Regions from separate parts of the Homo sapiens genome. Here region 2 is linked to region 1. Evidence: read pairs that join two places in POLR2A ChIA-PET (ENCODE). Cell type or tissue: A673. All regions are shown on one strand. Each heading gives the region's core, and the rest is flanking DNA. Links, peaks and the distances in the headings are about the cores only.

Evidence for each region. ChIA-PET counts read pairs that join two places held together with the same protein. Peaks named below come from ENCODE experiments on the same cell type or tissue, not always from the same donor. Only the 100,000 strongest peaks of a DNase experiment are listed, where the experiment ranks them.
Region 2: POLR2A ChIA-PET joins it to region 1 with 5 read pairs; 2 of 35 experiments call an interaction of 5 or more read pairs at or near these places.

The regions. Positions count from the first base shown.
Region 1 is chr19:40,902,788-40,907,176 of GRCh38, forward strand. No RefSeq gene overlaps it. Among named protein-coding and RNA genes, the nearest start is that of CYP2A7, 23 kb to the left of the region's middle. In A673, for the core only: no CTCF peak of the experiment used is centred there; no DNase peak of the experiment used is centred there; H3K27me3 peaks cover 866 bases.
Region 2 is chr19:41,126,283-41,130,671 of GRCh38, forward strand. It overlaps CYP2F1 (cytochrome P450 family 2 subfamily F member 1), which reads left to right. Exons shown (of 10, transcript NM_000774.5): 10 at 1,619-2,099. The coding sequence ends at 1,800. Among named protein-coding and RNA genes, the nearest start is that of CYP2F1, 14 kb to the left of the region's middle. In A673, for the core only: a CTCF peak has its summit at 570 (motif pointing right); a DNase peak (open chromatin) is centred at 1,799.

The DNA of each region.
Region 1 (4,389 bases), core at 216-4,215:
GGAAAAATAGGGTAAGAATATGAGTAGGAAAAAGAGGCTGTGGTAGGGGACCAACAGCCAAGGTAATGTTCAAAGCTATCTGGTAGGACCTGCTGCCACACCACCCATCTCCTGGGTACTGAACACCTGACCCACCCCCTGGGTACTGCCATGGGACTCTAGACCCACTGATGCCACTATAGATGATTTCCTGATTGTGTCTGTGTTTTTGTCTCACATCCTCATGATTAAGAGTTCCAGACATCTAGCCACATGTTAAAACCTTAGGGTTCAAGGTGAGGTGAGGAAGAATGAATACCTCCTTCAGCTGTTGTAGTGGGAGGCAAAGCCTTGTCCCTGATCAAGAGCCACACAATAGGAGGTACTCAGAAAATCAGAAAAGAGTTTTGAGACTGTGTGTATAATAAACAATAAATGCGGCCAGGCATGGTGGCTCACGCCTGTAATCCTAGGACTTTGGGAGGCCAAGGTGGGCAGATCACTTGAGGCCAGGAGTTCGAGACCAGCCTGGCCAACACAGTGAAACCCCATCTCTACTAAAAATAGAAAAAAAATTAGCCAGGCATGGTGGTGCATCCCTGTAATCCCAGCTACTCAGGAGGCTGAGGCATGAGAATCACTTGAACTTGGGAGGTGGAGGTTGCAGTGATAGTGTCACTGCACTCCAGCCTGGGCAACAGAGTGAGACTGTCTCAAAACAAACAAACAAACAAACAATAAATGCCATTATATACATTATGGGAATTAGATCCTCCGGGAAGCTGAGATTTAGACGGAGTTAGGGGTCCATCATTTTATTGGAGGGAGGAGGGTAATGCATGTGAAAGACCAAAAAGGAAGGAAGCAGATGACACTGGTAGCAGAAAAGTCTTCAGAACAGGATGCAGATCCAACACTTGTGAAAGAAAAGAAGGAAGGAAGGAGGATTGGACAGAGACAGGCCAAGACCACCAGGCAGAGATAACAGACCCATAATCCAGAGAAAAATGCTGTTGGGGATGGTTTATGTTGGACAGATAGGGTCATGCCCTGGATCCCAGAGTCCTTAATTACTATTTGGGGCTTCCTTGGAAAAGCATGGGTTCCGCTCCACACTGAGGTGGGTCCTAATGGTGCTGCAACTGGAGACTCTCAGCTCACTGCCCTTATTGAAGCTGATTGGAAAGTTCTCCATGAATGAAGATTCAAGTAGCACATCCCTATGCCCACCACAGACACCAACATACAAACCCACATCATTAAAGCCTTGGCACCCCCTTCTATAAATGCAGCATCTCAGAGCTACAAACACACCTCGCAAGTACACAGTACAATGGGCATCAAACATTTTTAGCTGTGAAACGTTTTTTAAAATGATCTTACTTGCAAATAGAATACATAAAGCAGGCCGGGCGCGATGGCTCACGCCTGTAATCCCAGGGCGTTGGGAGGCTGAGGCGGGTGGATCACCTGAGGTCAGGAGTCCGTGACCAGCCTGGCTAACATGATGAAACCCTGTCTCTACCAAGAAAATACAAAAATTAGCCGGGCATGGTGGCACGTGCCTGTAGTCCCAGCTACTAGGGAGGCCGAGGCAGCAGAATTGCTTGAACCTGTGAGGCAGAGGTTGCAGTGAGCTGAGATCACGCCACTGCACTCCAGTCTGGTGATAGAGCAAGACTGTGTCTTAAGGAAAAAAAAAAAAAGAATAAGCAGGAGAGAGAATTGTTGATCTCTCTTTAGGTAAAGCACAGAAGAGCTATAGGTCCTCAAAATAGCCTTCATTTCTATTTATGACGTGAGCCTATTAGAAAGTTCCTAGAGGCTGGCGCGGTGGCTCACGCCTGTATTCCCAGCACTCTGGGAAGCCGAGGTGGGCGGATCACGAGGTCAAGAGATTGAGACCAATCTGGCCAACATGGTGAAAGCCCGTCTCCACTAAAAATACTAAAATTAGCTGGATGTGGTGGCACGTGCCTGTAGTCCCAGCTACTCGTGTGGCTGAGGCAGGAGAGTCGCTTGAACTCGGGAGGTGGAGGTGGCAGTGAGCTGAGATCAAACCACTGCATTCCAGCCTGGCGACAGAGTGAGATTCTGTTAAAAAAAAAAAAGTTCCTAGAAATTCTGAGAATCTAAGACATTGTAGTTATTCAACACACATCGGGTCCTTCCAAGGGGCCCACGGAAGGACCTAATGACATAATGGTGACCAGGAAAAGCTCAGTGACTCACCACATAGGGCTCACAGCCCAGCAGGGAAGAGTGCTCCATCCTTTACAGTGACGGCCCAGCATAGCCCAGCATAGCTCTGATGAAGGAAGCACGGAGTAGAATGTGGAGGACTGTGATGGAGGAAGCCCAGGTGGATTAGGTAACACCAGGAAGTATGAGGCAGGTTAGAGGGAATCCGTACTCCTGCTATCCCCTGGAAGTAATTCATTTAATTAGAGTAAACATTTCTCAGAAACTAGGTGAATCAATTTTCTTCCTAGAACTAATCAAGACCTACAAGTCAGAGAGGACATTTTCTTTACTGTGAGGTTTTTTTCTTTATATTTGTTTCTTTTCTTTTTGAAAAAGCCTTTATTGATATAACTTACAGATCATAAAGTGTACAATTAAGTGGGTTTGGGTGTATTAATCAATACTGCAACCATCACCATGGTCAATTTTAGAACATTTTCATCACCTCTACAAGAAACCTCATACCTTCTAGGTCTTACCCCTTTTCCCCCACAGTCAATTCCCTGCCCTGAGCAACCACGAATCTACTTTTCTTTGTAGATTCACTTTTTTTTTTTTTGAGATGGAGCCTCGCTCTGTTGCCTAGGCTGGAGCGCAATGGCACAATCTCTGCTCACTGCAACCTCTGCCTCCCAGGTTCAAGAGATTCTCCTGCCTCAGCTTCCTGAGTAGCTTGGATTACAGGCACCCACCACGACGCCAGGCTAATTTTTGTATTTTTAGTAAAGATGGGGTTTCACCATGTTGGCCAGGCTGGTTTTGAACTCCTGACCTCAAATGATCGTCCGGCCTTGGCCTCCCAAACTGCTGGGATTACAGGCATGAGCCACCATGCCTGGCCTAGATTCTCTATTCCTGACTTGCATATAAATTAAGTCATATATTATGTGGTCTTTTCTGACTGCGTTCTTTCACTAATACTTTTTTAAAGGTTCATGCTAGTTGTAGCATGAAGTTCTGCTTCATTCCTCTTTGTGGCTGAACGAAATTGCATTGTATGGATATATCACCTTTTATTTATCAGTTTATCCAGGGATGGATTTATTAGCTTCCTAGGGCTGCCTAGGAACCTAGGTACATATAACAAAGTACCACAAACTGAGTGGCTTAAAAAAACAACAGAAATGGGCTGGGCACAGCAGCTCACACCTGTAATCCCAGCACTTTGGGAGGCTGAGGGGGGCGGATCACAAGGTCAGGAGATCAAGACCATCCTGGCTAACACAGTGAAACCCCGTCTCTACTAAAAATACAAAAAATTAGCCAGGCGTGGTGGTGGGCGCCTGTAGACCCAGCTACTCAGGAGGCTGAGGCAGGAGAGAATGGGAGGCAAGGCGGAGCTTGCAGTGAGCCGAGATCCTCAACTGCACTCCAGCCTGGATGACAGAGCGAGACTCCGTCTCAAAAAAAAAAAAAAGAAAGAAAGAAAGAAAGAAAGAAAAAATCCCATATTCTCCACTTATTCATCCCTCCTCCCTAAACTCCTGGCAACTACTGATCTTTGTACTGTCTTCACAGTCTCACTTTTTCCAGAATATTATATAGTTGGAATCACACAGTATGAAGCCTTTTCAGGCTGGCTTCTTTTACTGAGCCATATACATTTAAGGTTCCTCCCAGTCTTTTCATAGATTGATAGCTCATTTCTTTTTATTGCTAAATAATATTGTATGGATGTACCACAGTTTGTTTCCTCATTCACCTGTTAAAGGACATCTTGGTTGCTTCCAAGTCTTGCAATTATGAATAAAGCTGCTGTAAACATTTCTGTGTAAGATTTTGTGTGGATATAAGTTTTTGTGTGTGGATATAAAGCTCATTTGGGTTAATACCAAAGAGCCTGATGGCTGTATCACATGGTAAGAATCTGTTTAACTTTGCAAGAAACTGCAAATCTGTCTTCCAAATTAGCTGCGCCATTTTGCATTCTCACCATCAATGAATGACAGTTCCTGTTGGACCACCTCCTTGCCAGCATTTGGTGATCAGTTTTGGATTTTAGCCATTCTAATAGGTGGGTAGTGGTATATCATTATTGTTTTAATTTGAAATTTTTAGTGACATATGATGTGGAGCATCTTTCCGTATGCTTATTTGCTATGTGTATATTTTCTTTGGTGAGGTGTCTGTTCAGATCTTTTGCCCACTTTTCATTGGGTTGTTTGC
Region 2 (4,389 bases), core at 1-4,000, 220 kb after region 1:
GGAATGGTGGCACATGTTTGTAATCCCAGCTACTCTGGAGGCTGAGGCAGGAGAATCACTTGAACCCGGGAGGCGGAGGTTGCAGTGAGCCAAGATCATGTCATTGCACTCCAGCCTGGGCAACAAGAACAAAACTCCATCTCAAAAAATGAATAAATAATAATTATAATAATTATTATTTAACTTGGGCCAGGCACATTGGCTCACACCTGTAATCCCATCACTTTGGGAGGCTGAGGCGGGAGGATCGCTTGAGGCCAGGAGTTCAAGACCAGCCTGGACAACATGGCAAGACCCTTTCTCTACTGAAAATGTTAAAATTACCTAGATGTGGTGTGGTGTGCATCTGTGGTCCCAGCTACTTGGGAGGCTGAGGTGGGATGATCACTTGAGCTCAGGAGTTTGAGGTTACAGTGAGTATGATCATGCCACTGCACTCCAGTCTGGGCAACAGAGCGAGATCCTTTCTCTAAAATAAAAAATACTGACTAGCCAAAAATAAAAAATATATAAAAATTTTAAAAGAAAAAAAAATTGAACTTGGGAGTGGTCATTGTTTACCTCTCCACTGGGTGGCGCAGTTGAGGTGGTTCTAGGGGTTTTTGTTTTGTTTGTTTGTTTTTTGGCTTTCCTCTTTACCCTGCTGAAAAACTCCCTCTTTACTCAGTGGCAGGAAAAGAAAAAACAAAAAACTGGCATAATAATAGGTAACTTACCATATTGCCTACTGTGCGTCAAGTGCTGCCTCTACAAGAGCCCAGCTAAGAGCTTATGTTTTCCTCTGGGAATGTGTGGCCCAGATTCCAGCAGGGTTTGCATCCCATCTGTCACCCCCTAGCTGTGTTGCCTTGGGTATGTTACTCCACTTCTCTGTGCCTCAATGTCCACATCTATAAAATGGAGATAATACTAAGGCCTGCCTCTTGGAGTTGTTAGAATTAATTGCGATGTAATGCTCAGAGTAATGCATGGCCCATGGTAAGCTACTTACAGCCTCACTGCTTTCCCTGTGTTTACCATTCACAGCAGCCTCATGAGGCACTATTACTATCCCTCCTTTTATTTTTCTTTCTGAGACAGGGTCTTGCTGTCACCCAGGCTAGAGGGCAGTGGCACGATCATGGCTCACTGCAGCCTTGATCTCCTGGGCTCAAGTGATCCCCTCGCCTCAGCCTCCCAAGCAGCTGGGACTGCAGGCATGTGCCACCTTGCACATTTTTAAAATTTTTTTTGTAGAGATGGGATCTTGCTGTGTTGCCCAGGCTGCTCTCAAACTCCTGGGCTCAAGGGATCCTCTTCCCTCGGCCTCCGAAAATGCTGGGATTACAGGCCTAAGCCAGCACGCCCAGCCTTCATATCCCCATTTTAAATATCCAGAACGTGTGGTTTGTCCAGGATCACAAAACTAGTAGTGACAGGGCCAGGATTCGAACCCAAGCAGCCCAGGTCATTCCACTCCACAGTTTAAAGCATCTTTCCCAGTTCTTTACATGGGTGAATCTGTGACGTCCCCAGCTGCTGTCTTCCTTTCCTCTTATGTTTTCCTCTGGGAATGTGGGGTTGCAGCCTCTAACCTCATCTTATCTCACCGCCGCTCCCCATCCTGCCACCCCTGCAGGGCGCCGTCTGTGCCTGGGAGAGTCGCTGGCGCGCATGGAGCTCTTTCTGTACCTCACCGCCATCCTGCAGAGCTTTTCGCTGCAGCCGCTGGGTGCGCCCGAGGACATCGACCTGACCCCACTCAGCTCAGGTCTTGGCAATTTGCCGCGGCCTTTCCAGCTGTGCCTGCGCCCGCGCTAACGCCCCGGCCCTTCCAGATTCGCCTGTGAGCGATGAGGCCCGCCCATGCGGGTTGCTACGTCCCCTTCTTGGTCCACAGTCTGCCCTCATCCCTCTGGCAGTCACGCTGTCTTCCCTGCATGCTGTGCCTGCCGCGTGCCCTTCCCCCATCCCTCCAATCTGTGCCCCGTCTGCAGGGCAGAGGCAGATGTGGCATGTCTTTTTGTACCCACAGAGCTTGTTCTATGGCACGCCCTTTTCTAGGCTTTTTGTATCATTTCTTAGTACATTGTAATAGATTCAAACCAGTCTTGGCTGAATTAAAGTGAGAATGAGAGTCATTTAGGATGGGGAGAAGGGAGCTGGCTGCAGAGATGGAGACACTGGCTAGTTTTGCCCTCACCTTTAGGGTGGCTAGGGTGGGACAAATTGTATCCTGGAGACAGGCTTGAAGGTAAAGGCTGCGAGGACCTGAAGCCAGAGAGGCAGAGAAACCAAGACAGAGAAAAAGGCAGCAGGACCAGGTGAGGTGGCTCACACCTGTAATCCCAGCACTTTGGGAGGCTGAGGCGGGAGGATCGCTTGAACCCAGGAGTTTGAGACCGGCCTGGCAACAGAGTGAGGCCTGACTCTACAAAAAGTCAAAAAGTGGGGCAGGAGGATTGCTTGATCCTGGGAGGTCGAGGCTGCAATGGGGTATCATTGCGCCACTGCATTCCCGCCTGGGAGACGGGAGTGAGACCCTGTCAGAAGAAGAAAGAAAAAAGAAGAAGGAGAGGGAGAGGGAGAGGGAGGAGGGGGAGGAGGGAGAGGAGAGGAAGAAGAAGAAGAAGAGGAGGAGAAGGAAGAAGGAGACAGCAGCGAGATATCAGAGAGAATATGCAAGAGATGAAGGGCACTGCAGAGAGATGGAAGCAGGGCAAAGTGAGGCTAAGGAACAAGCACTGACACTAAATGACACTCCCTATTTGCACGCTGTTCTGAATGCCTCATTAAGTCTCCCTATGAGGCAAAGCCATGTTTTTTGCTTTGGTTTGATTTGGGAGGTTTTTTTTCTTTCTTTCTTTCTTTCTTTTTTCGAGACAGAGACTCGCTCTGTTGCCCAGGCTGGAGTGCGGTGGCGCGATCTTGGCTCACTGAAACCTCTGCCTCCCTGGTTCAAGTGATTCTCCTGCCTCAGCCTCCTGAGTAGCTGGAACTACGGGCATGTGCCACCACTCCCGATTAATTTTTTGTATTTTTAGTAGAGACAGGGTTTTACTGTGTTAGATAGGATGGTCTCAATCTCCTGACCTCGTGATCCGCCCACCTCGGCATCCCAAAGTGCTGGGATTACAGGTGTGAGCCACTGTGCCTGGCCTGTTTGTTTCTTTTATAGGCAGGGTCTCCCTCTGTTGCCTAGGCTGGAGTGCAATGGCACAATTCAAGGCTCACTGCAACCTTGAACTTCTGGGTTCAGCTGATCCTCCTGCTTCTGTTTCAGACCACCAAATAGCTGGGACTACAATCACCGTGCCTGGCTAATTTTTTTTTTTTTTTTAATCTTTAGTAGAGACAGAGTCTTGCAGTGTTGCCTAGGCTGGTCTTGAACTCCCGAACTAAGGCGATCCTCCCACCCAAAAAGCACTGGGATTACAGGCATGAGCCACCACACCTGGCCACAAAGCAGTATTATTATCATGTTTTTACAGATGAGCAAACTGAGGCTCAGAGAGGTGAAGTGAGTTGCCCAAGGTCACACAGAAACAGGCAGAGCTGGGATCTAAATTCAGACTCTGAGGCTACAGACACTGCACTTCTTTTCTTTTTTCTTCTTCTTTCTTTTTTTTTTTTTTTTTTCTTCCAAGAGAAGCTGTCACTCTGTCTCTCAGGCTGGGATGCAATGGCATAATCACAGCTCACTGCAATTTCAACCTCCCAGGCTGAAGAGATCCTTCCACTTTAGCTTTCTGAGTAGTTGGGACTACAGGCTGCACCACAACCACACCTGGTTAATTTGTTTTTATTTTTATTTTTTGAGTTATTTTTTGAGACAGAGTCTTGCTCTGTCACCCAGGCTGGAGTGCAGTGGCTCAATCTCAGCTCACTGCAACCTCCACCTCCTAGGTTCAGGCAATTTTTGTGCCTCAGCCTCCTGAGCAGCTGGGATTACAGGTGCCCGCCACCACACCCAGCTACCTTTTTTTTTTTTTTTTTTTTTTGTATTTTTAGTAGAGACAGGGTTTCACCATGTTGGCCAGGCTGGTCTCGAACTCTTGGGCTCAGGAGATCCACCCGCCTCAGCTTCCCAAAGTGCTGGGATTATGGGCGTAAGCCACTGCACCCAGCTGCTAATTTTTTTATTTTTAATTTTTGTAGAGGCAGTCTCACTATGTTGCCCAGGCTCGTCTCGAACTCCTGGCCTCAAGTGATCCTCTAGCCTCAGCCTCCCAAAGTTCTGGACAACCCGTGCACACCACCATGCCCTACTCAGACACTGCACTTCTAACTACTACCTTTTAATTCACAAGTCAGAGACCCAGAAAGAAAGAGGCAGACACCCTTAAATACAGAGAAGAGCAGAGAAACACAGACACTAAGATATGGGAGGCAGGGGGAATCGAGAGAGAG